Linked DNA regions of Mus musculus: region 2 is linked to region 1. The links are chromatin loops, found by intact Hi-C in ENCODE. Cell type or tissue: heart. All regions are shown on one strand. Each heading gives the region's core, and the rest is flanking DNA. Links, peaks and the distances in the headings are about the cores only.

Evidence for each region. A loop is a pair of places that touch in the nucleus more often than their neighbours do. Peaks named below come from ENCODE experiments on the same cell type or tissue, not always from the same donor. Only the 100,000 strongest peaks of a DNase experiment are listed, where the experiment ranks them.
Region 2: it touches region 1 in a loop (3.0-fold over the local background); 2 of 42 quality-filtered maps call a loop at or near these places.

The regions. Positions count from the first base shown.
Region 1 is chr9:51,902,906-51,913,255 of GRCm38, reverse strand. No RefSeq gene overlaps it. Among named protein-coding and RNA genes, the nearest start is that of 4933407I05Rik, 6.3 kb to the left of the region's middle. In heart, for the core only: a CTCF peak has its summit at 4,074 (motif pointing right); a DNase peak (open chromatin) is centred at 4,275.
Region 2 is chr9:51,655,546-51,665,895 of GRCm38, reverse strand. It overlaps the pseudogene Gm8959. Among named protein-coding and RNA genes, the nearest start is that of Arhgap20, 100 kb to the left of the region's middle. In heart, for the core only: no CTCF peak of the experiment used is centred there; DNase peaks (open chromatin) are centred at 3,785 and 4,545.

The sequences.
Region 1 (10,350 bases), core at 947-8,946:
GCTACTACTGTTTCTTCTCCCTCTCCTTCTTCCTCCTCCGTTTCTTGTCCTTGGTTTGAGACAGGCTGTTCCCATGTGACTCCAGCTGGCTTTGACCCTTCTGATAAATCCTCCCAAGTGCTTGTACTGTAGGCAGGTGCCACCATGCCCAGCTCAATGTCATTCTTCTGCACTTGGGCTCCAGGGTTTCTAATATAGATTATTGAAAAGGCTGCTGTATCCTCTTAAAAACATTTTTCTTCATCAACACATGAGCCAAGTAATTACAGAAGTTTTATCTTTTTTTTTTTTTTTTTTTTTTTTTTTTTTGAGATAGGGTCTCTACATGGGTCTGGCTGTCCTGGAACTTGTTCTGTAGACCAGGCTGACCTTGATCTCAGAGATCTGCCTGCCTCTGCCTCCTGAGTGCTGGGATTAAAAGTGTGTGCTACCATGCCCCACTGTGTTGAATTCTTATTGAATGGTCATAGAACTCTTGTTGGAATCATGTGCCCATACCTACCAGAGTTTATTTATGGCTTTCAGACCTTTCCCATTGTTTTGTATATCTGTCTTTATGCTCCTGATATACTATTTTGATTATTGCAGTAAAATGTGAAATTAGGAAGCTTGATTTAACTTTATTATTGTTGCTGTTGTTACTATTATTTTGGTTGTTAGCGCCCCTTTAGATTCATGTCAACTTTAGGAGCTTTGTCTATGATTACAGAAGCAATGTTGTGATTTTGAGAGGGATTCTGTCATTGTAGATTGCTTTGGCTATTGCTGGCGCTTAACAGTATTAAATGTTCCAACCCATGAATCTGGGATGCCTTTCCACTTACTGTTGTCTTATTTAATTTCTGTCAAAGTGTTCTTCACGTTCCTGAGATAGGTCCTTTATTTATATCCTTGACTAATTCCTAGCAGTTATACCTGGAGCTGTTTTCTTTATTTCTTTCCCAGCTTGTTCATTGCTAGAGAACACATTACAGCAAGGCCGTGAAAGTCCATACTGGATCCTTCAACTATGCTGGGCTCACTTATTAGTTATGATTGTCATTCATGAGTGCCAGTTTTAATGCTACATTAATTTTTATGTATAAGATCATATTGTCTTAGGCACACAATTGAACTCTCTCTGTCTCTGTCTCTGTCTCTCTCTGTGTCTCTCTTCTTCCCTACTCCCCTTTCTTTCCAACCCTCACTCTTTCCCTCTTGTTCTTGCGGTGCTGAGGTTTAACCGCAGAGGCTTGCACACGCCAGGCAAGAGCGCTACCACGGAGCTACATCCCTATCTGTTTCCTAATTCTTCTACCTAAAACTTTCAATATAATGTTTACTACAAGTGATGAAATAGGCACCTTGTCTCCTGCCTGACCCGAGAGGAACAAGTTGCTGGGCCTCTATCACCAATATCCCGTTAATTGTGTTATTTAATACCAAACCTTTGCTAGCCTAGGGAGGTTCCTTTCAGTTCCTTCTGACTTCCTTATAGTCATGGAAGGATGCTGAACTGTGTCAGATGCCGAACTGCATCAGTAGAGGTTAATTTTTGTCCCTTTATTTGTTGATGCGGTTTATTGATTGCATTGATTGGCTTTTGTGCAATGGACTATCTTTGTATTTTTAGAATAACTCCTACTTGTTGGTGATGAATACTCATTTTTAATGTACAGACAAATTTCATTTTCTCTTTTAATTGTTTGGATTATCAGAACAATATTCATAAGGATGTTGCTTTGTACTTTTTTTTCTGACTTAAGTGGCCTTGTGGAATGAGTTAAAAATATCTTTTTCATTTTTGGGGGAAAAGCAGGGAGATTTGTAAAGGATTGGTCTTAGTCAAGAGTCTTATAGATTGGCACTAACGCCTATTATCCAGGAGAACTTCCGATGAGTTACTCAGTCTTCTTACCAGCTGTGGTCCATTTGGACTTTCCATTTCCTCACAGATTTCAGTAGGTATTGTGTTTCCAGGAAGTTTTCCATTTTATCTGGGCTGCTATATTTGTTAGTGTGTAATCGTTTAGAATGCTCTCTTAGCATTCTTAATTTCATAGAACTAGAAGTTACATTTCCAAAATGGGACCTCATATAATTGCAAAGCTTCTGTAAGGCAAAGGACACTGTCAATAGGATAAAACAGCAACCAACAGATTGTAAAAAAGAACTTTACTAACCCTACATCCGATAGAGGGCTAATATGCAATACATACAAAGAACTCAAGAACTTAGACTCCAGAGAAACAAATAATCCTATTAAAAATGGGGTACAGAGCTAAACAAAGAATTCTCAACTGAGGAATACCGAATGGCTGAGAAGAACCTAAAGAAATGTTCAACATCTTTAGTCATCAGGGGAATGCAAATCAAAACAACCCTGAGATTCCACCCCACACCAGTCAGAATGGCTAAGATCAAAAACTCAGGTGACAGCAGATGCTGGAGAGGATGTGGAGAAAGAGGAACACTCCTCCATTGCTGGTGGGATTGCAAGCTGGTACAACCACTCTGGAAATCAGTTTGGCAGTTCCTCAGAAAATTGGACATAGTACTACCTGAGGACCCAACAATACCAGTCCTAGGCATATACCCAGAAGATGCTCCAACATGTAATAAGGACACATGCTCCACTATGTTCATAGCAGCCTTATTTATAATAGCCAGAAGCTTGAAAGAACCCAGATGTTCCTCAACAAAGGAATAGATACAGGAAAAGTGGTACAATGGAGTAGTACTTAGCTATTCAAAACAATGAATTTATGAAATTCTTAGGCAAATGAGTCAACTAGAAAATATCATCCTGACTGGGGTAACCCAATCCCAAAAAACCCACATGATATGCACTCACTGATAAGTGGATATTAGCCCAGAAGCTCAGATTACCCAAGATACAATTTGCAAAACACATGAAATTTAAGAAGAAGGAAGACCAAAGTGTGGATACTTCAGTCCTTCTTAGAAGGGGGAACAAAATACCCATGGGAGGAGAAACAGAGACAAAGTGTGGAGCAGAGACTGAAGGAATGACCATCCCGAGATTTCTCCACCTGGGGATCCACCCCATATACAGTCACCAAACCCAGACACAAGTGCTTGCTGACAGGAGCTTGATATAGCTGTCTCCTGAGAGGCTCTGCCAGTGCCTGACAAATACAGAAGTGGATGTTCTCAGCTAAGCATTGGACTGAGCACAGGGTCTCCAATGGAAGAGCTAGAGAAAGGGTCCAAGGAGCTGAAGGAGCTTGCAGCCCCATAGGAGGAACAACAATATGAACCAACCAGTACCCCCAGAGCTCCCAGGGACTAAACCACCAACCAAAGAGCACATGGTGGGACTCATGGCTCCAGATGCCTATGCAGCAGAGGATGGCTTTGTAGGTCATCAATGGGAGGAGAGGCCCTTGGTCCTGTGAAGGCTTGATGCCCCAATGTAGGGGAATGCCAGGACCAGGAAGCAGGAGTGGGTGAATTGGTGAGCAGGGGGAAGGGGGATTTTTGATGGGAAATGAGGAAAGGGGATAGCATTTGAAATGTAAATAAAGAAAATATCTAATAAAAAAGTAATAAAAATAAAATAAAATGTTTTATTAAAAAATGTTACATTTCCATTAAAGCTTTTTAGGCAATCTAAGTCTCTTTTCTAATAGGGTCTGACATGGAGGCCATGGTAGCACCTTCAGAGGGAGAAATGTAGATAGCAATAATGATGCTCTGTGGTGACCGTGTATTGTCTGAAACTATGTCACCATATGCATTAATTTGTTCAATCCTCATGACAGCCTGTGGAGGTGGAGAACTCATTTTCCCATTGACAGAATCAATGGTCACTATTAGTGGGTAGTCTGCCCGCTGCTACACGCCAGCAAGCCAAATAAAGAAAGCCCTTGTAAGCAGATTTCTGATTTTAAATTCTAGCCTTGTGGAGTGGGAAGGCACACCTAACAGAGTTTTCCTTCTGTCATTGCTGTGTAGGGAGCCTGCTGGGCCTTAGGTACCTTTAACTGAAGCTCAAACCACTGAAAACAGACCTCGAATTTGGTTCATTGCTACAGTTTAAGTCTTGGGTTCTGGAGACTGAGTGATGGAAGATATGACCACCAGGTGGCAGTAGCACACACAGACTCTAGTGCTACTCTGACAGGTCTCATTTGTGGCACATACCTTACCACAGGAAAGTATCTGTGAGAGTCTACAGTTACTGCAGGGGCCACTGCGCAGAAAAGGGAACTCCCAAGGGAGGGGGTCAGAGACCCAGCTGAAATGTCAAGAGTCTGGGTCAGAGAGCTCAGCCGAGTGACAGAGGCTTCTGGGGTTTGTGGTTATCAGGTCTTTCTTATCTATGGTTTGTAGATGTTGGATGAAGCCTCCTGGGTTCTGCATAGTAGACAGGCTCCAAATGGCTAGATGTCTGCTTATTTAGACTATGACTAAAAACAACTGGATGTGTAAAAATCTGTGTTTAGTGCCAGAGCACTTTTGAGCTAACAGGTCTCAGCCTGCTGTGAAGAAGTAAACAGCCCAGAAGCCCATAGGCAGAGGCCACTGTAGCTCTTTTGTGTTATGCTTAGAAAGGTTCTAATTGCTAAGAGAGAACTGACCTACAGAACAGCCCACAGAAACCCACCGATAGCTGTATCAGCCTTGTCACCCACAGTCCTTAGGAGATGAAAGGCATCTTCAGAGGCTGCAAAAGAAAACAAAATCCAGAGATTACCTAATGCTGAATACAAATGCCAAGAAATTTAAGCAATAATGTTTAGTCAGAGCCCTGCTAGTCAAAAGTAAATAACTAAACAAACAATAATCTTGCTTTGGAGATTATTTCTCTTTCTACTAGTACGTGTGATTAATGGGCTAAGTCACTGGCCAGTACTTTATTTTTACAAACACACAAGGGGCTCATAATCACCACAGCAGAAAACACTCTCATTCTGTGCCAGGGGTTACGCTTTTCTGGGTGAGATCTGTAGTGATGCTGGTACATGGTCCTCAGTTAGTGGTCTATGGTAGTAAGTATACACATTTAGAATAAGCATTTTTATAGAATGTCTAATTGACAGAAGAAGGTCCAACCCACTGTGGGTGGTGCCATTCCCTAGGCAGGTGTTTCTGGGCTGTTTGAGGGAGCGAGGCAAGCATCTGCCTGAGTGAGCCAGTAAGCAGCCATGCTCGATGGTTTCGTCTGCAAGTTCCTATAGCAAATAATCATTTTTCATAGCAATTTGAAATTGCTGGCCACTCCCAAGCATTATCTTTATACAAAAGGATCCGCCCCAAGTTGGAAAAACAATAACAAAAATTGATCCGTGTCCTAGTTTCATTTCTGTGGCTGTGACAAAATATCATAACCAAAAGCAACTCAGAGGAGGGAAGGCTTGACTGCAGGAACTTGAAGAAGCAGCCATGGAGGAAGGCTGCTTACTGGCTCACTCAGGCAGATGCTTACCTCACTCCCTCAAACAGTCCAGAAACACCTGCCTAGGGAATGGTACCACTCACAGTGGGTTGGACCTTTGATGTCAATTAGCAATCAAGGCAACTCTGTCTGTACAGACATGCTCATGGATAAACTGACCTAGGGAACTGCTCAGTTGAGGCTTTCCCCTCAGCGGTCCCTTTAGGCTGTGTCAAGCAGATAGTTAAAGCTAACTAGGACCATCTTTCAGTTCAAGAAGTTCTTGATGTATGGTTTTGTTACTTACATCTTACCAAGAAGAGCCAGATGTTCACAATGATGATTTTGGCACTCTGGGTTACACAACAGACAAGTTGGTGCTGTGATTTGGACCCAGGTCATCTGACTTCAGCTTCTAGTATTAGGGACCATGTTATATGCCCTTAGGACTAATACCTCAGCCTGTCCACAGACTGGTGATCTCTGTGTACTGTGACCATGGCAGTTTTGAACAAAGATCTTGTATACAATGACTCTAAAACACATGGAAATTTTGTAAGGCAGAAGTTAGGCAGGGTCGGCTGATGGGGCCTGACACAAAGGGAGAAGAACAAACATATCAGCATTTGTGTTAATGATGGCTCATGGCCAGAAAGTCAGGGGTTCCAACCACAGACCCGACACTTTTCAGCACTAAGCACAAATCACCATGGATCCACAGCTGCGATCAATCCATGTTTTCTCGCTTTGCGTTCAGGTCTGGTCTTTGGAGACTAATGTGAAGAGGTGTAAAAATAAGTTCTGTTGCTAGCCAGATTCATTATGGGCTGCGCCAAGGCCCCCAGCACGGTCTGCCTGGGCTGCAGGATTGATTGGCTCAGGCCCCTCATCCAGCCAAAGACGGGCTGGGCTGGCTGGCCCAAGGCTGCCCAAAGGGATATAACTTAAGCCAGAGAGACCACCTAGCCCTGCCCAGCACACTAGGCTCACCCTGCCGCCTCTCATTACTACCCCCTTCCCTTTCCCACCCATCCAGCTTAGAGACCTCCTGGGAGATCCAAATGAGACAAGGACTGTGAAAGGCCCGGAATAGGATGCAGGATGTGGGGTGCACATGTGGCCCCATAAAAGGAGTTTGTCACATTTTACTCCTGGTGTCCTTTTTAATTGATAGGAGCTTTTATTCATTTATTGTTTACTTATGTATTGCATTTCACATCTTACTTTTTCTACTGAACCCTGCATTCTCTGAGAGCTGAGACTTTTTAAAACTTTTCTTTTGTTCCAGGGACCCAGTCCTATATTGGACTAAGGATGATGTTCTGAAAACAGTTGGTAAATACACTAACTCTTTAACTAAGCTGACCACTTTTTATTTTCCTTAGTGCTGTTTCCTCCTTGTGTTGGTTTGAATGAGAAACGTCCCACCATTGTCTCTAGAATTTCAGGGCTTAATCCCTAGTTAGGGGTGATGTTTGGGCGGTTTAGGAGGTGTGGGTTGGTGTACTCTCTTTGATTTCTGCCTGTGGTTCAAGACGTGAGCACTAGAAACCTCCAAACCACTCAGGCTATTGCCAAGGCTGTTGGTTGTTCTCCAAAAACTCATGTTAAGAATTCATTGCTGGCCGGGCCTGGTGGCGCACGCCTTTAATCCCAGCACTCAGGAGGCAGAGGCAGGCAGATTTCTGAGTTCCAGGACAGCCTGGTCTACAAAGTGAGTTCCAGGACAGCCAGGGCTACACAGAGAAACTGTCTTGAAAAACCAAAAAAAAAAAAAAAAAAAAAAAAAGAATTCATTGCTGAAGACAACACTTACATATCTCACTGAACATGAAGAAGTTAGAGCCTTCATCTTCACTAACTAATGATACTTCATGGTACTTGAAGGTACTGTGCATTCTACCAGAGGCGAAAAGTAACCATTAACCCAGCTACAAATCCCAAAGCCCCTAAGAGTGACCTACCTGCTTTCTATGCTGATACAATAATGGCACAAATGTTATGGGAGTGACAATCTATTATCTGATTAGATTTAAGGTCCACTCCATGAGATGGAAGCCCAACACTGTTCAAGTGGCCAAGAACCTGAGACTAGATAGACCATAGGCCTAGAAGGAAACAAAACACTGTTGTTCTTCTAAAGGGACACAGCAATAAAATGACTCCTAATGACTGTCTACTATGCCCATAGACCAATGACTGGCTTAGTCATCATAAGAGCAGCTTTCTTCTCCAGTAGATGGGAGTGAATACAGAGACCCATAGTGTGCCGAGAGTGAGAGACCTTGGCACACTCAGTCCTATAATCAAATACTTTCCCTCAGGACTTAGAGAACCCTGCAGAACAAGAGGCAGAAAGATTGCTAGAGCCAAAGGGGTCAGATGACAAAAAAAAGTAAACCGTTATCTTCACACATAACAGAACTGGCACACATGTGACCTCACAGAGACTGTGGTGGCATTCACAGGGACTACATCATATATGCCAGATGGTATCCCAACGCTGAGTAGACACAAACTCTCAGCCCTAACCAACATCGATCTCTACATGATAACTGCTCAGAAAGGAAAACTCAGTTTTATGCAACAGAATCTCATTAGGTATATAAATCACCCTTCAGGGCAGGGCCATGCCCAGCAGAAGATACCAACATAAAATGAACTCAATGGTGGGTTTTGTAGATTTTTTAAAAAAAAAAGTCTCATATTGCTTTGGGCATTTAAAAAAGTTTTATTGTTTGTGTGCATATTATGATTTCTGATTTTGGTTTTTTTTTTTTTGTCTTTTGTTTTGTGTGTTTCTTGTGCTTTTAATTTTTTCTTGTATTTTTGCTTTTCTAATTTTCCTGTTTGTCAGGTGTGGAATTGGATGGGAGGTGGAGAGGGCCTGGGAGACAATGGAGGAGGGGAAGCTGTGAAGAGAATATATTACAAAAATTTCAATTAAAAAGAAAAGCTGGGTGGGGAGGCATCCCTCCTGCCTCTGCTGCTTGGTAACCCCAGAGCTCTGTAGATGGAAACTAATTTCAAGGTTGGGGGGTAACTACTATACTCCTTCTCTGGAATCCGTTTCATGTGTCATTGGTGTCCTTTGCCATGAGATGTATAATAGCTCCTGTAAAGAAGCTTATCCCCCAAGGAGGCTTTGCAGCACAGTTCCTGGGAGCACAGCAGAAGTCCTTGGAATCAGGACATCTTTGACTTCAGAGACACCCACCCCAATGCCACCTACTCTTCCCACACCTTAATTCAGTCATAGATGATGGAGAACCTATTCAGATCAGACACTGGATTAAAAGCTGGGGTGACAATAAAGGACATGTCCTGTCTTCAGGGTCTTGAAGCCACCCAAACACAGATTTCAGAGACCATGGAGAGGGCCCAAGCAAGGGCGCTTTACTGAGCACACACCAACAACTGAACCAGAAATGCTGAAGGAAGAGGCAGAGGAGAGCAGGATCCAGAGTCACAGCAAGGAGTTTGACCTGCATTTTGGGACACTGGAGAAAATCTGGATCTGTGGTGTTGTGAGGAGCACAGGTGTGGGGTTGTGAGGAGCATAGGTGTGGGGTTGTGAGGAGCACAGGTGTGGGGTTGTGAGGAGCATAGGTGTGGGGTTGTGAGGAGCATAGGTGTGGGGTTGTGAGGAGCATAGGTGTGGGGTTGTGAGGAGCATAGGTGTGGGGTTGTGAGGAGCACAGGTGTGGGGGTTGTGAGGAGCATAGGTGTGGGGTTGTGAGGAGCATAGGTGTGGGGTTGTGAGGAGCATAGGTGTGGGGTTGTGAGGAGCATAGGTGTGGGAGTTGTGAGGAGCATAGGTGTGGGGTTGTGAGGAGCATAGGTGTGGGGTTGTGAGGAGCATAGGTGTGGGGTTGTGAGGAGCATAGGTGTGGGGTTGTGAGGAGCATAGGTGTGGGGTTGTGAGGAGCACAGGTGTGGGGGTTGTGAGGAGCATAGGTGTGGGGTTGTGAGGAGCACAGGTGTGGGGTTGTGAGGAGCACAGGTGTGGGGTTGTGAGGAGCACAGGTGTGGGGTTGTGAGGAGCACAGGTGTGGGGTTGTGAGGAGCATAGGTGTGGGGTTGTGAGGAGCATAGGTGTGGGGGTTGTGAGGAGCATAGGTGTGGGGGTTGTGAGGAGCATAGGTGTGGGAGAGGAACTGACTCAGGTTTGCTATGTGGCTATCGGATGCCCGGAGAGAGCATTCTTCAGATTTTGGTAGACCGGTTTAGCTTGCACAGGAAGAATGAGAATTCAACATCCTCTTTGCTGTTATGGCCAGAATTAAAACAGTTCTTTTTAACAGTATGAACAGCTGTGCAAACCCTGAGTTCGTCTACAAACTGCTTAAATAAGTTATGCACGTCAGCACTCCCAAGACAAGCTCTATGGCAGTCTATATATGCCTATTTTATGATGTGAGTAAAAGAGACACTGTTTAACACGCACATGTGCGTGCGTCCATGCCTGTGTGTCTGTGCGCATGCATGCATCTGAGGGAGGTGGCAAGGTTTGCTCACCCCTTCCAGCTTTTCTGAGAGGTGAGTGGAAGTGGAAGTCACCATTACTCAACGCCCCTGAAGAATATAGTGGATGCTAGTGTATTCTGAGAGCCAGGTGTCTGAGAGTCAGAGGAGAAGTCTTGTCAGCAGGCATCTCAAGAGTGAACATGTGTTTCTGTGTGTGTCTATGCTGTGAAAACACAAGTTGAGACACATGCCTGGGATGTGTGATTTCCCAAGTTGCCATGTAAATTATGAAGTTAAGAAATGTCATCTCCTGGACTGATAAGATGGCTCAGTGGTTAAAGGTGGTGCCGGCAAGACCATGAACTTGAGTTTCATCCTGAGACTCACAGAGTTGAAGAAGACAACTGAATTTTTGCAAGTTGTCTTCTAGCTTCCATAGTACACCTGCACTCCCACACACCCTTGGCCACCCAGGTAATTATAAATAAACAAAACAAAACGTT
Region 2 (10,350 bases), core at 1,393-9,392, 250 kb after region 1:
CTTTTTTTTTGTTATTTTTATCATATAAATGATCTCGTTCAATTCCCCAAACTGTGAGTAAAAGACTATGGAAAGAACAGTGGAGAGTCATTATAGACCTTGTCCAACATCACAAGGCTGCTTGGCAGACCCAAGACCGGAACCTGAACTCAGGTTTCTTACATTTCAAAGTTAGCATTCTTAATTCCAGACTGAGCTTCTCTGAGTTTACAGTCCAGTGACTGGCAAGCATTACAGCGTTGGAAAGCAGAATGGCCAACAGTGAGGGGGCCTCTGGCTGTCTCTCAGTGCCAGGACATGGATCTTTGAAACAAGACCTTGTGACTTCCAGCGGGAGTGAGCTGCAGTCACAGGTCATCTTAGTGAAAAGCTTGCCTTTCATCCTTCCTGCAGGAGGAAAGGAAGAACAGGGGCCATGCAAACTCATCCCTGCTTGGCTCAAGTCCTCAGAGTTCCTGGAGGGACTGTTGGATGACTGGGGCTGGACAAGGTTCCTAATCCCACAACTTAGAACTTTGCTCACAGCATCTGTCTTTACAACAGGCTCTTTCAACTGCTGGGGAGAGTCTTATGTCATGTTCTGTTGCTACCTGACTGCAGTTTCTAGCATGTGGCCTTCTGTTTCTGGCAGATTGCTTTTTTTTTTTTTTCCCTTTTGCTCATTCTTAAAAGGGAATATACAGCCAGGCAGGGAGCCTTTGATCTTTAAAGGTACTCTCACCCCTAGCTCTTCAGAGAAAGAACTTCTATCAGTCTCTCTGGTGCTCTATGCAGTAGCATGCATACCTCCTGGACATAAAGCTCTTTTCCTCTCATGGTACTTGTTAGTGTTGGTGAGTCTGGGGCCAGGGGAGGAGGGGGCTGATGCAGGAGGTTGAGATGCTGTGTGGATAGACTAAATACTGAGGCTCAGCCTCAGGTGATGGAGTTGCTGCTTACTGAGAACTCACTCCTTGTATGTCTATTTTTATTTATATTCTCTGAGCACAGCTGAGTGGCCTTAGAACAGGGGTGGGGGGCAACCTCTCTCCTGCCCCTGAGCACCACAGAAAACAGCAGAGGTGGCAGGCATGACAGGTGCCTAGAAATCTCTCTCTTGTAAATGCAGTCTTTCTGTGTTTGAAACAGTTAATTGAATACCGTTTACATTCATAACACTATAAGAAATCATGAGACCCCGTGTGCAGTTGTGACAGCTGGAAAGTATTTGTCAGCCATCTTCCTGCATGGGACCTGTGGGCTCTTGCTGGCCCTCCTCTATCCCTATAAGCCTATAAAATACATTTTCTTCTGCTGACACTGCAATGTGAACTCTCCATAGCTGCTTATTCCCACAGCACCTGTTAATAATGCCAGGAGGAATGTATTTCCCTCCCTGTATGCTGTGCCAAAATGTTTACATAATTCAGCTTATTTCAGAGTTTAAAGACCAGACATAAATCCTAAGCTGGCTGTGTCCTTTCCAACTGCTCCAGGAGTTTGTTACAATAGTGTGTGTGTGTGTGTGTGTGTGTGTGTGTGTGTGTGTGTGTGTGTGTGTGTGCACACGCGCAGAATCAGGCAGATTGTTTTCCTCCAGCCATTTTTAATAAAGAGAGAGGTGCTCCTTTGGGTCTCATCTGCTCACTGTTTGGACAGGGGATATCAAAAGTGAACTGTTTTGCAGAGTATGGCCAAATACTAGATCGTGTTTTCAGTGGGACATCAGTTTTATGGCTAATGTCCTTAAATTAATGAAAATCCACTCTTAACATGAATATCTCAAGATTATATTTATAACTCATGTCTGAATTCATAGCATGGATCAATGTGTATTTTGTACTTTACTAATCGTATAGATTTGGTTTATATTTATTATAGTGTCAGTTAATTCTCATGAGAATTCTGTACCTCCCAAATCAAAACCTATGTTTTACCACAGACAAACACAAGGCATACTAGGATTCTATCTGCCCCAGATCACACAGCTAATGTGCAGAGGGGGTGGGATTTATACTCTGATGAATTGCACGTGAAGCCAAGACTCGAAAGAAAAAACAACTAGGAAGAGTCGCTTTCTTTTTGCTTTGTGACGTTAAGGTTTGGGTCTCCTGAGTACTAGGCAAAGCCCTCTGCCCACTGCGCTTCATCTAAGTCACCCATTCTGACCTTTAACAGAAAATCCTTAATCCTGGCCCCCTCCACACCTGGAATTATAGGCCTGCACAACTAGATCCGGATCATGCTTTTTCTAAGACAGTTTTCTTGGGCTGCTACAGAAGGAGAGATTGATAAGAAGATATTGATAAGGAGACGTTGGTAAAGGTGCCTAAATGAGACTATTTCTTGATAAGTCATCTTTGGAACTTAGGCACTCATAATACATCTGAAGAGGCCAGGAAGTCCTGCAGTAAAGTGACCAACTTAACACATAAAACTGCTTAATTACACGAACCCAGAAGTCTGCAAACCCAGTTGAAAGCAGTGCACCTTTTGTGGCAGGCATCCACTAACACCTACACATATAAAGGCTGGGACACAATGCGGGAGACATTGTGCTCACCCAGGCTGCTTCCTGGCTAGGCCGACTGCCCTCAATGCTGGTCCCTCCTCTCTCTTCTTTACATAGTTTCCAAATGCTTCGTAAAGATGACAAATGCATCTTATCTCTCTCCACCCCAGGCCATTCTGGATTCATTCATGCCAGAAATTACTTAATCTGCCTTCCTAGCAGGGTCATCTCTCCTCCTTCTACACATTTTGAAACTAAGTAAGGCAGAGATTAATCAAAGCCCAACCTGTTTATTCAGGTTCCCAGAGAGGCAAACACTATATTTTCATCTCAAAGCCCCCACTCATCCAGCATAACCCTTTGCTTGAACAAACATTTTCATGAGGCCCCACGTAGTAACCAAGCCAAAGGAATTGGTCACTTCCTCCAGAAAGCATTTGATATCATGTAGATGCACCGTGTTTCGAAAATGTTGTAATCCCTGGGCAGAAGATCCAAAGAAAAAAGGACGAATCATCCCAAAAGTTGGGAGGAAAAAAATATTTTGGTAAGAGGTTGTTGCTCACTAAACACCAAGCACTTAAAAATAAAAACAATTGTGTGTACAGTCTAAGCATTGGACGGTTTCTTAAGTTCTAACAGCATTCGGTTTCCTTCCAGATGCCTCGGTTGTATAGATAGAGCTAGGGTGTTGCTGGCCAATGTCTTCCTATCAGTTAGATTCATTCAGTGTGGCTTACATGAATCTGGGTGTTCTATATTCCATAGGCAGGCTCTCCTAGTTAGCTCAAGGTCAGGAATATTTAGCTATAATTGCTATATTTTAAATGCCAAATGAAATGGTAAACACACACACTCTCTCTCTCTCTCTCTCTCTCTCTCTATCTTTCTTTCTTTCTCTCTCAAAAGAACTGTGTAGTTAAAATTCACTAAAGATATAAACTTCTGTTTCAATCCCTTTTACTGTTAACTACTAAACTTACACATTTAGGTACCCTGGGAAGATTTGAATGGAGAATTGAGGAACCCAAGTTTTACCATTTGGAGTGTAGGATATTAGCAAAACCTGTGAACCCCTCCTGACATGAGCAATTTAAAACCATGAAGGGAGATGCAAGCTGGCAAATTATGAGATCAACAATTGACCCAGAGTCCCGAGAGAGAATATAGAAAATATGCATCTAAGATCAGACGAAAGAAGTCAACACCAAGTTGGTAAGAAAAATTAGACTCTCAGAGGACCTGATTCTCTCTGTACTGTTTTTGCCAATAGCCCTGGATCAGCCATCCCTTTGGGGTGTGGCCACTGATGCTAAGAGCTGAAGCCAAGAATAGCTCCATCTGTTATGTTTCTGGTCACTCTGCCTTTTCTACTTCAGAGAAGGCAAATGTGATTTAATTTTATAGTTTCTTAAAGCTCAGTTGGGCCAGAGAATTTATAAAGAACCAAATACATGGAGGCCCAAACAGGAGTGTTGCTGTGAGTTCAAGGTCAGCCTGGGCTACATAATGAGTCCTGGGCTAGCCTGAACCACTGGCTCCAAAAAAACAATACAATGCAGCAAAAGTGATAATGGAAAGGAACCAAGAGGTGCAGAACAAACATGTGTTTCTTAAATGAGAACAAAATTACATGTTGTCTATCAGCTGGATTAGTAAAAAAGTGATATAAGCCACACCACATATGGATGGTACCACTGCATGCTATGATAATCACCAGGGTCAGCTCACCAGCAAGGCTGTCATGAGTCCAGTATAATGAAGGGGCTGAGCCATGCTGCCGTATGCTTTTGGCTGAGAAGGCAGACCATCCTTGTAATTAAGGATACTGTAGAATTTGCTTTCATTGGACAAACCTGAGTTTGCTCTCTCTTTGGAGAGAGCAGCATCTGTGAGCACATTTTTGTTTTTTTCTTTTTCATGGGTATTTGGCTGGCTTTTTGATGCACAACTTACTGAAGTCTGCTATCATAGCGTCCCAGAGCCAAAAAGATCCCCAAGGGCTGTGGAGGCTGCATGTCCATGCTGTACACAAACAGGGTCATGACAGTCACATCTGGCCATGGCAGCTCATTTATACAGCTGCAGTACAGAAACCCCCGCTTCGCTGGACTTGCTGTGTCAAACATTCCACAGAGCCCTAGCCTAAGAGAGATGCAAGGATCCCCTGCACAACACTGGGTCCTACCCATCCAGGTTATTCACGGGTGCCCAGACCATGCTGTGTTTTACGATTGCGGAGGAACCACAGTTTGCTGTGACCCTAGAATATTCTCATCTAATGGCATCATGCCTGAGTTTCCAGCCAGTGGAGCTCATCTTCTGGGTACAGGGAGTGCTTTTTCAGCCTTTTTTGTCCTTTTAGCACAAAGAACCCTTTTATACATCAAAACATTTTACAGATCTCCCACATAACAGTTATATTTTTAGTTTCTAGTGACTGCAAGAAGAAGCAACACAGAAAAATATCTATTAGAAATCTTAGTGGTGCTTTTAGATGGATCCATAGCTAATAAACTATATTGTCTCTATCCTTTTGAAGAACAGTCACCTATATATTTAAGGGCTGTGTTAGGCCTGGTGATAAACATGGATTCCAGGATTCCTAGATCCACAGTAGCATTCCATATTTTCATCTCTGACACACTTTTATCAAGATTTACGACCCACTGACCGGGACCACCATGCTGACCTCTGTTAATGTTTTATAAACTCATGTTCAGGGGAATGCTAATTCAAGGAACAAAATAAGCTTGCAAAGAAAAGGAAGTTTGAGGAAAGTTTCGTTAAGTCACTTCTCCTAGTGAACAAAGACACAAAAAAATTCTCAATAAATGACTTGCAAAGCACATTTAGCACTACATCACAATTGTTATGTATCATGACAGAGTTGGTTTTATGCCAAGCATATAAGGATAGTTTACCTATACAAATCAATAAACATAATATAGCCTATGGCAATTAATTACATAACCATCTCAATAGATAACAGCAAGTACTTTAGACAAAATTTAAATCCCTTTATGAAGGAAGACTTGAGAAACAAGGAACTGAAGGAGTGTATCTCAAGCTAAAAATGACTACATATAACAAGTCTTTTGCTAATATCATAACAAAATGGGAAAACTGAGGCAATTTCTTCTAGCATCAGAAAAAAACAAATGATGCCCAATTTCCTCACTGTGCTGGATGTTGCTCCAAGTTGGGGTTGCCAGAGAAAGAAGACAAACACAGAACATACACACACACACACACACACACACACACACACACACACACACACACACACAGAGAGAGAGAGAGAGGGGGGGGGGATTATCACTGGGTAGACTCAGATCTCTGTTGGAGAAAGCTCAACCAAAAGCTCAGCATATTTATTATATACCAACTCAAAATGCATATGAAAGTCCAAAATAACCTGAATGACCAAAGAAATCCTGGAGTCATCACAACACCTGATTTCAAGTTATATTATAAAGCTATTAGTAACAAAATACAGCCTGGGGCTGGCACAAAACAGATCCATATGCCAGTGGAATATTGATAACCTAGAACCAAAGCCACATAGATGTATGCACCTCATTTTTGACACAGGTATAAAAAACACATTGGAGAAAAAGACAGCCTCTTTAACAAACTGTTGTTGGGAAACTGAATCTTCACAGGTAAAAGAGTAAAATTAGACTCATCTCTTTCACCCTGAATAAAAATCAATTAAGTATGGATCAAAGGTGTCAAGATAAGATTGCTTGGATAACCAACAGCTAGATACTAGATAGCCACAGGTAAAAACCAAACACTATTGGTCTAAAACAAAGAAGCAAACAAAAAAACAAAATAAAAAACAAACAAAATGAAAAAAACAGCTCTCAATGGAATGACTCCTGATGGTCTTCTGTTGTACTCATCGATCTGTGGCCTGACGAGCCATCATCAGAGAGGCTCCCTCAAGCAGCAGATGGGAACACATGCAGAGAGCATGGCCAAGCATTTTGTGGAGAGAGAGTCTAAATGGGAAGAAGTCTTCATCAAATTCTGCCCCTCAGAGCTCAGGGAATCCCACAGCAGAAGAGGTAGAAAGATTCTAATATCCAGAGAAAGTGGAGAACACCAGGAGTATAAGGCTCTCTGAGTCAAATAAACAAGGCCCAGTTGAGGTCACAGAGACTGAAACAATAAGCACAGGACTTGCATGGGTCTGCCAAATCCTCTGTGCATATGGTATAGCTGCTAGCTTGGTTCCCCCCCCCCCCCCGCCACCCCCCAGACAGGGTTTCTGCCAAGAGCCATCTAGGAAAGGTTAAAAACTACCAGGTGATCTCTCTGAGATAGTTCTGCCATAGACTGCCAATCTATAATGGGTTTACTCCTCTAGACAAGGCTGAGGAGATTATATCTGAGGAACAATTCCTGCTATTAATATGCATTTCCTGTTATTAAATATATAATACTCACTAGGTATTGGCCCACCTTTTGAGCAGATTTCTGTAGACTCACGAAGATGTACTATTTTGTAGTGATGCTATATTGACAAATAGATTATGATTCTATAGAATTCTTGATTTGATTCAAATAATTTTAGGAAGAGAGTTTTTAGAGATGGTTGTAGTTGTGAGAAAGATGTAATAAAGTTAGAATCAAGAATAGAATGTGCCCACTCCTCAGAATAGTAAGTAAAGGCTACATAATAAGAAACACAATTAGCTTTCATAATTACACTAAAAAGAGAAATAGACTTGGGATAATTTTGTGTTCAAGGAAAAGCATTTAGGTTCAAGGATAAAGTCATAGGTTTGCACTATGATAAGGCAAGGCCATGTAAAAACTGTTGCTTTGAACTTATAATGAGCATATTATAAAGAAACATTGCTTTGAACTTAGTTATCAACATCCTTCTGTAACTCTCATTCTATGTAAAATTTTATCTCTGATGTAATTTTCTACAGAACTTTTTGTCTAAGAAGATATAAAAGCCTAGAGAAAAGAAATAAAATTGTTGGTTGACTTGTTTGGCTTGGGGAGTTCTGCCCCATCCATCCATCCATCCATCCATCCATCCATCCATCTGTCCATCCAAATATGTATGTATGTTTGTCTATGCTTGTGTGTAAGTATATGTGTATGTATGTAAGCATGCATGAATACGTGTGGAGTTGATTGTGACAGACGGTCGGGCCAGGCCAAAGAGTGGGTGTGTGAATGTTTGAATGTATGTGTCTGTGCATATTTGCTTGTATAAAGCATCCTAATTCTTTTCCTTTCCTTCCTCCCTGGTTCACAAAGAGTTAACCAGCATAACCAGAGAGGCTTCTGGCTGATTCACCAGAGAAAGGAGCATCAGCAATAAATCCTTTCACTTAACCTCCAGTACCTCCCACTGAGTACTGCAGTTTCTGCCCTCAGAGTGACTCAGCAGGTCAGCTACCACTACAAAGTAACTTAGATTTAAGACAGGCAAACTTTTATTATAGAAAAAGGCAACCCTAAGTATTTCACAAGACTAAGTCTTGCACCAGCAAACCTCTTCTCCCTAGGTTTACCTCAAGAGAGAACCAAGAAAGAACAGCAGGGGCTGGCCCCTGGCCGGACTCTGTGTAACAGCCCTGGCTGTCCTGGAACTTATTCTGTAAACCAGGCTGGCCTCAAACTTACAGAGATCCACCATCCTCTGCCTCCTGAGTGCTGGGATTAGAGTCATGTGACACCACCGCTCAGCTTAGTATTTTATGGGACTCCTGACTGTGAGAATGAGTCTCTGACTCTATTGCCTGCTCTCAGGACTCTTTTTCTCCTGTTGGGTCGCTGTGTCCCACTTCGATGTGATAGTTTTTGCTTCATCCTATTATTATTATTTTTAACATATAAGTCTTTTATTCTCCCAAAAGAGCCCAAATTGTTCTTGTGATCAGGATCTCGTTTCTGGAGCCAGGAACTGAGGCCTCCTCACTCCTCAGCCTGCTGCACAGTTCCCTTCTCAGACACATAGATGCCGTCCAAAAACTTCCAGATATCCTTGTTTTTAACTGTTGTGGCTTGCTGAATCAGGGCAGCTGAATTTGAAACAAGTTGTATCATTTCCTTCAAGGATTAACTCATCCTTCTGGGCTTGAGAGACAGAACAAGCAACACCTGTCCTCATCCGAACCCTGCGGATGTAGTTTTCACCCAAGAAATTTCGGATTTCAACCAAAGAGCCATTCTCCTGGATGACGACATTGATGGGGAAGTGAGCGTACAGACTGAATCTTGTATCGGAAGCCCAGTGTGACACCCTTGATCATGTTCTGAACATGACTGCAGATGGTCCTGACGGTGGCCAGTTCCTTTCTGTTACCCCACCACTTGTCAACCCGGAGCCTTTTCTTTTTCTTCCCAAGAAGACAGCTCCACGTTGATGTGACTGAAGTCCCTCCGCAGGGTCCCCCTGGGGCCCTTCACAATGACTGTGCACCCCTTCAGAGTGATTTCGACATTCTCTGGAATGTCAACAGTCTGATTGCTGAGAATGGTCTTCATCCTCGCAGTAGATGGGGCAAAAAGAGCGCTTCATCCTATTATATTTATGTTGTCATATTTGGATGTTATCTATTAGGAGCCTGTTCTTTTCTAATGAGAGATGGAAGGTAGTGGTTCCAGAGGCAGAGGCAGGTAGAGAGGAATGAGGAGTAGAGGGAGAGGAAACTATAAGCAAGATAAATCACATGAGAAAAGAGTATATTTCAATTAAAGGGAAAAAAAAAAGACTTAAAACTCTGACCTGCCAAAGAAAAACATAAGAAAACACCAGAAGTTATAGGCAGAGGCAAGACCTTCCTGGAAAGGACTACAGCTCAGGATATTACTTACAGTAATATACAGATAGGATGGTACGATATAAAACTTCCTCTTGACAGGAAAGGAACCATCATCAGAGTGAAGAGAAACCTCGATAGAGAGTGGGTTTATTTATAACAGCCAGAAGCTGGAAAGAACCCAGATGTCCCTCAACAGAGGAATGGATACAGAAAATGTGGTACATTTACACAATGGAGTACTACTCAGCAATTAAAAAACAATGGGTTTATGAAATTCTTGGACAAATGGATGTATCTGGAGGATATCATCGTTAGTGAGGTAACCCAATCACAAAAGAAGTCATTAGATATGCACTCACTGATAAGTGGATATTAGCCCAGAAACATAGAACACCCAAGATACAATTTGCAAAACACAAGAAAATCAAGAAGAGGGAAGACCAATGGGTGGATATTTCATTCCTCCTTAGATTGGGAACAAAATATCCATGAAAGGAGTTACAGAGACAAAGTTTGGAGCGAAGACGAAAGTATGAACTATCCAGAGACTGCCCCACACAGGGGTCCATCCCATAATCAGCCACCAAACGCAGACACTATTACACAATGCCAGAAAGATTTTGCTGAAGGGACCCTGTTATAGCTGTCTTTTATGAGGCTATGCCAGTGCCTGGCAAATACAGAAGTGAATGCTTACAGTCATCTATAAGATGGAACACAGGGCCCCCAATGGAGAAGCTAGAGAGAGCAACCAAGGAGCTGAAGGGGTCTGCAACCCTATAGGTGGAACAACAATATGAACTAACTAGTACCCTCAGAGCTCATATCTCTAGCTGCATATGTAGCAGAAGATGGCCTAGTCGGCCATCACTGGGAAGAGAGGCCCCTTGGTATTGCAAACTTTATATGCCCCAATATAGGGGAAAGCCAGGGCCAAGAAGCAGGAGTGGGTGGGTAGGGGAGCAGGGCAGAGGGAGGGTATAGGGAACTTTGGGGATAGCGTTTAAAATGTATATAAAGAAAATATCTTTTAAAAAAAAGTGAGAGGAAATCCTTGCCTACTGT